Linked DNA regions of Homo sapiens: all the other regions are linked to region 1. The links are chromatin contacts, found by Hi-C or POLR2A ChIA-PET in ENCODE. All regions are on one chromosome and are shown on one strand. Each heading gives the region's core, a stretch centred on a gene start or an enhancer-like site at or near the end of the contact. The rest is flanking DNA. Distances are from core to core; before and after follow the strand shown. Region 1 overlaps LIMA1 (LIM domain and actin binding 1). Region 2 overlaps DIP2B (disco interacting protein 2 homolog B). Region 3 overlaps DIP2B (disco interacting protein 2 homolog B).

What was found. Hi-C counts contacts between places; a loop is a spot of excess contacts on that map. ChIA-PET counts read pairs that join two places held with the same protein, here RNA polymerase II (POLR2A). Pooled maps may share reads with other maps.
Region 2: a pooled map shows a loop between it and region 1 (4-fold over the local background). The contact joins two enhancer-like sites. A Hi-C loop is called at or near these places in 2 of 50 pooled maps. POLR2A ChIA-PET finds 5 or more read pairs at or near these places in 2 of 52 experiments (B cell and OCI-LY7).
Region 3: a loop to region 1 is called in a pooled map, with 17 times the contacts of the local background. The contact joins two enhancer-like sites. A Hi-C loop is called at or near these places in 4 of 50 pooled maps. POLR2A ChIA-PET finds 5 or more read pairs at or near these places in 3 of 52 experiments (GM10248, T-cell and activated CD4-positive, alpha-beta T cell).

Annotation. Positions count from the first base shown.
Region 1 is chr12:50,187,430-50,190,716 of GRCh38, reverse strand. All of the region lies in intron 9 of LIMA1 (LIM domain and actin binding 1), which reads left to right. Among named protein-coding and RNA genes, the nearest start is that of CERS5, 22 kb to the right of the region's middle. Within about 2 kb of position 1,821, at least 10 of the 41 ENCODE cell types and tissues checked have a DNase peak (open chromatin) inside an H3K27ac peak, as active enhancers do.
Region 2 is chr12:50,662,744-50,666,030 of GRCh38, reverse strand. All of the region lies in intron 4 of DIP2B (disco interacting protein 2 homolog B), which reads right to left. Among named protein-coding and RNA genes, the nearest start is that of ATF1, 100 kb to the left of the region's middle. Within about 2 kb of position 1,515, at least 2 of the 41 ENCODE cell types and tissues checked have a DNase peak (open chromatin) inside an H3K27ac peak, as active enhancers do.
Region 3 is chr12:50,541,034-50,544,320 of GRCh38, reverse strand. The region is part of intron 1 of DIP2B (disco interacting protein 2 homolog B); the gene reads right to left. Among named protein-coding and RNA genes, the nearest start is that of DIP2B, 38 kb to the right of the region's middle. Within about 2 kb of position 1,785, at least 4 of the 41 ENCODE cell types and tissues checked have a DNase peak (open chromatin) inside an H3K27ac peak, as active enhancers do.

The sequences.
Region 1 (3,287 bases), core at 572-3,071:
AAAAAAAAAAAAAAAAAAAAAAAAAAAAAAAAAATGAGGCCGGGTGTGGTGGCTCACGCCTGTAATCCCAGCACTTTGGGAGGCTGAGACGGGCGGATCACCTGAGGTCGGGAGTTCAAGACCAGCCTGAACAACATGGAGAAACCCCATCTCTACTAAAAGTACAAAAAAAAAAAAAAAAATTAGCCGGGCATGGTGGCACATGCCTGTAATCCCAGCTACTTGGGAAGCCGAGGCAGGAGAATTGCTTGAACCTGGGAGGCAGAGGTTGTGGTGAACCGAGATTATGCCATTGCACTCCAGCCTGGGCAACAAGCATGAAACTCTTGTCTCAAAAAAAAAAAAAAAAATGACATTCAAGCAACACTTATACTAAGGGTATAACATTAGATATTAAGAATTGAGGCCAGGCACGGTGACTCACAGCTATAATCCCAGCACTTTGGGGGGCCGAGGCAGGCGGATCACGAGGTCAGGAGTTCGAGACCAGCCTGGCCAACATGGTGAAACCCTGTCTCTAAAAATACAAAAATTAGCTGGGCGCAGTAGTGCGTGCCTGTAGTCCCAGCTACTTGGGAGGCTGAGGCAGGAGAATCACTTGAACCCGGGAAGCAGAGGTTGCAGTGAGCCAAGATCACACCACTGCTCTCCAGCCTGTGTGACAGAGTGAGATTCCATCTCAAAAAAAAAAAAAAAAAAAAAAAATTGGCCAGGCATGGTGGCTCACACCTATAATCCCAGCACTTTGGGAGGCCAAGGCGGGCAGATCACGAGGTCAAGAGTTTGAGACCAGCCTGGCCAACATGGTGAAAGCCTGTCTCTACTAAGAATACAAAAATTAGCTGAGCATGATGGCAGGCACCTGTAATCCCAGCTACTTGGGAGGCTGAGGCAGGAGAATTGCTTGAACCCGGGAGGTGGAGGTTGCAGTGAGCCAAGATCGCGCCACTGTACTCCAGCCTGGGCAACAGAGCTAGGCTCCTCAATCTATAATCTGCTTTTATTACCCAAGTTTTAAAAGTCGTCTTTTCCTCTTCTATGGGCAAATATATATTCCCATAAAAATAAGCCAAAAAATGTTTATTAAAAATGCAAAACTTATTTTAGGTTTGTTAGCTGACTTGTTTTAATTGACTAGCTTGCTAATGAGGGGCTACTTCACTCGTTTGGATTACCCACACTTCTTTAGTGTCTTTCTCCTCTAGTGCTCTTTTAAGTAGCAGGGTTGTGTTTCAAAAGTTTTAGCATTTGAGAGAAACTCAATAAATAGAATGAGTTTTAAGGTGGTTTGTGCTGCTCCCAACTCATGCTCATATCTGCCGTGCTTATACCTCTGACTGTGAGCATGATTGGTCCACAGATAAAAGTTTTACTGCACACAAAGTATGAAGAGGAGGGGACATCAGGGAGGGTTTGGAACAAAAGGAGGAAAGGGGAGAATCCAGGATTTAAAGAGTGGATTTAAAAGGTGAGCAAGGTGAAAAAGATAAAACATGAAAATTTTAAAGGAGGCAGAGATTTATGAGAAGAGTAAGGTTTATTGAAAAGGAACAAAAGGTAAAGAAAGCAGAAAGAGAAAGCAAGTCCAGGAAGAATGGGCGGGGTCATGGTGATTGAATCTGTACATGTGCTCCGCATGGCTGTGTTCTGGCCTTGAAGGTTGGCTGATGCTGCCATCAGCACTTTCTTTGTCAGTATCTGGAGTCTCACAAAGTAGCAAACCCCACAGGGTTACTTTCCTCTCTGACAGCAATGCTGCCTAGATGTGAGTGCTCAGGTTGTGGTTGGGGATCAAGAACGGCTAGCAAATCTAACTTGGTGATGGATTCTGTGTAACCCAGGACCTGGGGAAATACAGGAACTAAAATCTGTTCTTGTGACTATTTGAATTCTCAATGCAGTCTTGCATCCCTCGTTCAACTGCTTGGCCAGACTTCCTTGTACTGGGTGGGGATCCCTCCCCACTCAAGTTCCACGGGGTGAGCGGATGAGTGGTGTGTGAAAGGGCACACCTCACTTAGGTCTCCTTTGGCACCAGGGAGAGGAAACAGAGGTAAAGCTGTCTCTGTCTCTGCCTCAGACCCATGCCTACTCCTTTGGCACTGGTCACTCAGCAGTAGAATAGTAGTATAGTAGTAGACGGCCCTATCTGCATAGTCACACACCTCGGGTTTTGAGCATTGTGTAATGACCAGAGTAAACTGGCCTGGCTGTTTGCCTCTGGTCCACAGCTCAGATGATCATGGTGTACAGAGCCTGGTGGAACCCAGTTACATCTCCACTGTTATTTAAGGGCAATTTATTTGCTCTTCCTCAGAGTTCCCCTTTACAGTCTGCAGGCAAATATACAGATACTTTAGTAAATGTTTATAGGAAGACCTGCTGGCAGAACTGGTCTCATGGCTGCAGACTATGAACAGAAGTTGTTTCTCCACTTTGGGAAATTACATACAGCTAAGAATAAACTTGTTCACTCAGAATAGATTTTTGGATCCCACACATCCTGGAAAAAACTGTTTCTTAGTGCCTGTCTGTTATTGAAAAGAGGACATCTAAGGTAGAGATTCAATTCATTTCAAATTTTAGCTTAATAAAGTAAAAAGAAATGATAGAGGTCTTTAAGGATTCTGTACACTTTGAACACTGGCCACAGAGCTTACTTGGTAAGACTTGGTACCAATGAAGTTACAGGTTCATTCTCAAAAAGGGTGTCGTTCTGAGAGCAGAGCTTAGTGGACCCTGTGAGAAGTATCAGGCCTTTCTACTTCAAGAGACTCAGAGATCTCTTAGGCTTTATGTCCTCCCATTTGAAAGAAATCATCCCCTAAACGTTCCCAGAGGAGAGGATAGGGAAGGAAGAGGCAAGGAGATGTGACTGGCCCTAGGGAACAACTGTCTGCCCTCACTGTGTACGGGACAACCAAGTCCCAGGCCTCCTCACAGCGTTTTGCTGATGAATGTTGAGAGAGAACATGGCACTCTACGTGAGAGGGCAGCACACACTGCACTGCCCCTCTCGGTACCCTGCCAGCTGTTCCTCCCCCTGAAGACACAGTGGGAGGTTTTATGCTGGCTTGCAAAGCTGTCAAAATTATGCTAGAAGAGTGTCTAGAATCTTTTCTCACTCACTCACTATTACTGCCTTTTCAGAGGACTGTCCTTTCTTCTCTGTGTAGAGCACTCTATTTAAGATATGAATATTCCCCAAAATGCTTTCATAGAGTTTCACAGAAAATTAGAGGAAGGGTTAAGGCTGCACAGGGCTGGCCCAACCATTTGCTGTGTGG
Region 2 (3,287 bases), core at 266-2,765, 480 kb before region 1:
ATTTATTATGGAGGTCTGATTTGCCAACTTTGTTTACTTTGTGGTTTAGGTTAAAATTAGAATATTTAGGAAAGACTCCCCAACCTGGTAAATCAGCAGGTATTCTAAGTTCAAATTAACTGACTGATACATATTTAGGACTATAACCATTCAGAAGACAACAGTTATTTAATTTGGTTGTAAAAATGCTCATTCCAGTACCATGCATACACGTGAGTATCTATTAGGGAAAGAGGAATTTTTTTTTTTTTTTTTCAGTTGAGGTTTCACTCTGTCACCCAGGCTGGAGTACAGTGCTGTGATTATGGTTCACTGCAGCCTTGACTGAAGTGATTCTCCCACCTCAGCCTCCTGAGTGGCTACAACCACAGGCACACACTACCATACCCAGCTAATTTTTAAAATTTTTATTTTATTTAGCACTATGAAGGAATTAAAAAAAATTATTTGTAGAGATGATAACTCTTGCTATGTTGCCCAGGCTGGTCTCAAACTCCTGGGCTGAAAGGATCCTCGGGCCTCAGCCTCCCAAAGTGCTGGGATTATAGGCATGAGTCGCGGCTATAAAGTAAATAGAATTTTCTAAATAAACATGACACTTCAGTGGAATAATGAACACAATCAAGATTTTGAGTTTGACACTTAATTGCTATTTGACCTGGGGCAAATTACTTAGCGACTATGAACTTGCTTATTTCCTTATCTCTAAATCTGCCCTTCCTACTTTACAGAGTATTTATGAGAAACAAATGACACAGGGCGGTCATTAGTATGTGAAAGTTCTTTGCATACCATAATGTACTATAATTCCATGAAGCATTATTAAAGTAGGTTAAAAGGATAATATCCCAATCTGTTGCTGGGTATCATTTTCATATATAGAAATATAGAGCAGGGTGTGGTGGCTCATGCCTATAATCCCAACACTTTGGAGAATCTCTTGAGCCCAGGAGTTTGAGGCCAGCTTGAGCAACACAGTGAGACCCCATCTCCAACTCTACAAAAAATAAAAATATTAGCCGGGTGTGGCAGCATGCACCTGCAGTTCCAGCTACTAGAGAGGCTGAGGTGGGAGGACTGCTTGACCCTGGGAGTTTGAGACTGCAGTGAATTGTGATTGAGCCACTATACTCCAGCCTGGGTGACAGAGACTGTGTCAAAAAAAAAAAAAAAAAAAAAAAAAAAAAAAAAAAACAAAAACCAAAAAAGGAGGGAAATTCTCCTTGTCTTCTGGCCCTATGAATTACTCTAGCTACTCTCAAGCAGAGTCCTGTGTGAGACAGACTTCTAAATTTAAGCTAGTTGAAATAGCTTACTGTGCTTTAGGGTCATTATGTGGTCTATTTGGTCATCTGTGCACTCTCAGAACGCAGCAAAGGGTAAGTCCACAAGGGTGCGGAAAAAGCTTAGAGGGAAAAAATATATGCTGTAGTTTTTGCGTTGTGCTTTTCCGTATGAATGAGTAATAGCATTACACAAAGAACCCCTACAAAGAAAGAGCTGAGGTAATTGCCTCATGACATTAGTAAATGATTTCAGCACATAAAGGGAACTGGATGGCAGTAATTCAAGCAGTCTAAAAGACTCTGAAAAAGGCCACAAGCACTAAAAGAACCATAGATTGCTACCAATTTAGAGAATTTAAATTTTCTAATTCACAAGATAGAAATTAGTGTACATAATTCAATAAGCAAATTTTAGGGTGACTGACATCTTATCAGGTGATTTGTGAACAAAAGACAAATTATTTCCCATGCCAACTATTTACCATATTTTCCAGACTATATGATACTATAAATAAAGCCAAAATATCTGACATATTTTACTCCTTAATCCTTTTTATTAAATCCCTCAAAAAGAGCAGCTCTAAATTTTCATCAGTTCAGTAATTCAAACAGTTACGTATTGAGTGCCTCCCAAAGAAGCTGACTGGCTGGTGCACTCTAGAAGTTATCCCAGAAACCAGGTGCATACAAGACAGCAAGTGCAGAGTGACAGCCTTGACCCAAGATGTGCTTTATGATGTATGCTGTAACATCTCAGGCAGTGTACAAAGAAAGATGCAACTAAATCCTGTAAAATATTAGGCTATTAGGCTAATTTTTCCCTGCAAGAGTGGTACAACTTTTTGTTTGCTTTTTTTTTTTTTTTTTTTTTTAAAGAGATGGGGCCTCACTCTGTCTCCCAGGTTGGAGTACGGTTGATTGATCTCGGCTCACTGCAGCCTTGACCTCTGGGGATCAAGCGATCCTCCCACCTCAGCCTCTCAAGTAGCTGGAACAACAGACATGCACTACCACAGTCAGCTAACTTTTTAATTTTTTGTAGAGATGGGGTCTCGCTATATTGCACAGGCTGGTCCCCTCCTAGGCTCAAGCAATCCTCCCACCTCAGCCTCCCAAAGTGTGAAGATTACAGGTATGAGCCAACACACCTGGCCACAACTGTTTTATTTATTTATTTATTTATTTATTTGAGACGGAGTCTGGCTCTGTTGCCCAGGCTGGAATGCAGTGGCGCGGTCTCGGCTCACTGCAAGCTCTGCCTTCCAGGTTCACGCCATTCTCCTGCCTCAGCCTCCCGAGTAGCTGGGACTACAGGCGCTGCCACCACGCCCGGCTAATTTTTTGTATTTTTAGTAGAGACGGGGTTCACTGTGTTAGCCAGGATGGTCTCGATCTCCTGACCTTGTGATCCACCCGCCTCGGCCTCCCAAAGTGTTGGGACTTCAGGCGCTGCCACCACGCCCGGCTAATTTTTTGTATTTTTAGTAGAGACGGGGTTCACTGTGTTAGCCAGGATGGTCTCGATCTCCTGACCTTGTGATCCACCCGCCTCAGCCTCCCAAAGTGCTGGGATTACAGGCGTGAGCCACTGCGCCCGGCACCACAACTGTTCTTAGGTCACTTTTGTTTTGTTTTTTGAGATGGAGTCTCGCTCTGTCACCCAGGCTGGACTGAATGGCGCGATCTCGGCTCACTGCGACCTCTGCCTCCCGGGTTCAAGTAATTCCCCTGCCTCAGCCTCCTGAGTGGCTGGGACTATAGGAACGCACCACCACACCTGGCTAATTTTTGTATTTTTAGCCGGGACGGGGTTTCACCTTGTTGGTCAGGCTGATCTCGAACTCCTGACCTCCTGATCTGCCTGCCTCAGCCTCCTAAAGTGCTGGGATTACAGGCATGAGCCACCGTACCCCGCTTTAGGTCACTTTGGTAGCTGGCCAGAAGCTCATTTTTTTTTTAAAGACTTTAATGGCAATGATTAATGTAAGTTTTCTTCCTCCT
Region 3 (3,287 bases), core at 536-3,035, 350 kb before region 1:
ACTGGAAGGGAATTTACTTAAATACCATTAGTGTTTACACTTGGGTGTTAGGATTAAGGAAATATTCATTTTCTTCTTTAATTTCCTTTTTTTTTTTTGAGATGGAGTCTCACTCTGTCACCAGGCTGGAGTGGCAGTGGCATGATCTCACTGCAATCTCTGCCTCCCAGGTTCAAGCGATTCCCCTGCCTCAGCCTCCTGAGCAACTGGGACTACAGGCGCGAACCACCACGCCTGGCTAATTTTTTGTATTTTAGTAGAGACGAGGTTTCACCATGTTGGCCAGGATGGTCTCGATGTCCTGACCTCGTGGTCTGCCAGCCTCCTCCTCCCAAAGCGCTGGAATTACAAGCGTGAGCCACCATGCCCAGCCTCCTTTTTTTTTTTTTTTTTTTTAAAGGCTGAGTCTCACTCTGTCGCCCAGACTGGAGTTCATTGGCACTACCTCAGCTCACTGCAACCTCTGCCTCCCAGGCTCAAGTGATTCTCCTGCCTCAGCCTCCTGAGTAGCTGGGACTACAGGCGTGTGCCACTATGCCCAGCTAATGTTTGTATTATTAGTAGAGACAGGGTTTCATCCACATTGGCCAGGCTGGTCTCGAACTCCTGGACTCAAGTGATCCTCCCACCTCAGCCTCCCAAAGTGCTGGGATTACAAGTGTGAGACACCATGACCGGCCCAACATGTGCTATTTTTATAATGAGGGAAAAGCTATTTTTGAAACATTAATAGGCTGAGAGCGGTGGCTCATGCTTGTAATCCCAGCACTTTGGGAGGCCGAGGCTGGCGGATCACCTGAGGTCAGGAGTTCGAGAACAGCCTGGCCAACATGACGAAACCCCTTCTCTACCAAAAATACAAAAATTAGCTGGCGTGATGGCGGGTGGCTGTAACCCCAGCTACTTGAGAGGCTGAGGCAGGAGAATTGCTTGAACCTGGGGAGCGGAAGTTGCGGTGAGCCAAGATTGCGCCACTGCACTCCAGCCTAGGTGACAGCGAGACTCTGTCTCAAAAATAAATAAAAAAGGGGGAAAAAAAAAAACTTTAACAGCTTGGCATAAGACATTGAAATTGTCTCTTAACCTTAATTAATTTACCCATGACTCTATCTTGGTGGAGGATGTATATGTAGCATTGACACCTCTGGGACAGGCACGGTGGCTCACGCCTATAATCCCATCACTTTGGGAAGCTGAGGTGAGTGAATCGCTTGAGCCCAGGAGTTTGAGACCAGCCTGGGCAACTTGGTGAAGCCCCATCTCTACAAAAAAAGACCAAAAAAAAATTAGCCAGGCATGGTGGCACACATCTGTAGTCCCAGCTACTTAGGAGGCTGAGGTGGGAGGATAGCTTGAGGTTGGGAAGCAGAGGGTGCAATGAGCCAAGACTGTGCCACTGCACTCCAGCCTGGGCAACACAATGAGACCTTGTCTAAGAAATAAAAAAGAAAAAGAAAAGAAACCTCTGAACAGAATAAACAACACAAGAAACAACTAGAAATTTGTTTTAGTTATTGTGTCATATTCTTTGGCCAAAATGAGAAACAGTTTAATCATAACGAGAAACAGTGTAATCATAAGTCTGATTAAAGCTTTGCAATTGTTCCAGCACCTGTTCAATTTTGCTGATGAACACACATATGACATACTAAAATCCAGACAGGATTTAACAAGTGAGATATATCAAACACAGGCCCTGTTGTTGTCAAGGTTTCTAGGTGTGGTTGCAGCTCAAGTATAATAAGATCATTTACATCTGAGTCAGTCACCCACTCTCCTGTCTGTGTCTCTCCCTCCACATCAGACATGGGCATGAACATAATACTCTATATAGCACAGGTCTGAGTAAAACTGAGATTTCAGGAGAGTGATGACTCAGGAATATCAAATCTTTTCCTTTTATGAGAGAAAATTAAGACAGGAAAAAACTATTACAGAAATATGCATCAACAAAGATGAAAAAAATTTTTGAATACATTTATAAATTCCAAGACAAATGCAGCCTTTTCCCATTCTCTTTATGAGATTTTGAGATTTTCTTTTTTCTTTTTTTTCTTTTTTTTTTTTTTTTTGAGACGGAGTCTCACTCTGTCACCCAGGCTGGAGTGCAGTGGCCCAAATCTCGACTCACTGCAAGCTCTGCCTCCCGGGTTCACGCCATTCTCCTGCCTCAGCCTCCCAAGTAGTATTTTTAGTAGAGATGGGGTTTCACTGTGTTAGCCAGGATGGTCTCCATCCCTGACCTCGTGATCCGCCCACCTCAGCCTCCCAAAGTGCTGGGATTACAGGCGTGAGCCACCGCGCCCGGTCTCTTTTTTTTTTTGAGACAGAGTCTCTGTCACCTAGGCTGGAGTGCAGTGGCGCAATTTCGGCTCACTGCAACCTCCACCTCCCGGGTTCAAGCAATTCTCGTGCCTCAGCCTCCCCAACAGCTGGGACTACAGGCATACGCCATCACGTCTGGCTAATTTTTGTATTTTTAGTGTAGACTGGGTTTTGCCATGTTTGCCAGACTGGTCTCCAATTCCCGGCCTCAAGTGATCCACCCACCTCGGCCTCCCAAAGTGCTGGGATTACAGGCATGAGCCACTGCATCCAGCCTCTTTATGATATTTTCTAGTTTGTCTTAATAGTGTGTGTGTTACTTTCTTTCATATACTATGGGTTAGCAGAAGAAATTAGATTCCAGACAGTTCCAAATCTAGAAAGGTGTCAGACATCTGGCAATCATATATATCCCCAAGTTCACAGAATTTTGGAGGAAATCTAGTCTAAAATTCAAGGGAATATGAAGAGCTACAGTAAGCCACAATACAGGATTAAACATTTTCTATCTCTGTTTCTCTTAGTCTATCTTTCTCTGTTCTCCCAACAGAAGTTGATGGTGACTATGGATTTAAAAAAAAAAAAAAAAAAAGAATGTTCTTTGTCCTTGGATTCCAAAAGTTTTTGATAGGTCTCCTTTATCCTATGTAATGCTGACAAAGGAAATTTGAGTGACTGATATTAGATAAAAAATAAATAAATAAAAGAAGCTTAAAAAGTTACAAACTTCACAGAAACACTACAATTCAAGACTGGAAGAACTTACAAATAGGCTTATTTGATACATATGGCCTTGTCAATGATTCTACAAAATCATTAAGCTTCCAAAAATTGTAATTAACACATGCAAGTTACACTGATTCTTTCTACATTTATTAATGCAAATCTCTCATGTGACCCTTAGCTTTTTCTATATTCTCCAAAGGAAAAGAGTGTTAATGTAAGTTGATTTTTTTAAATTC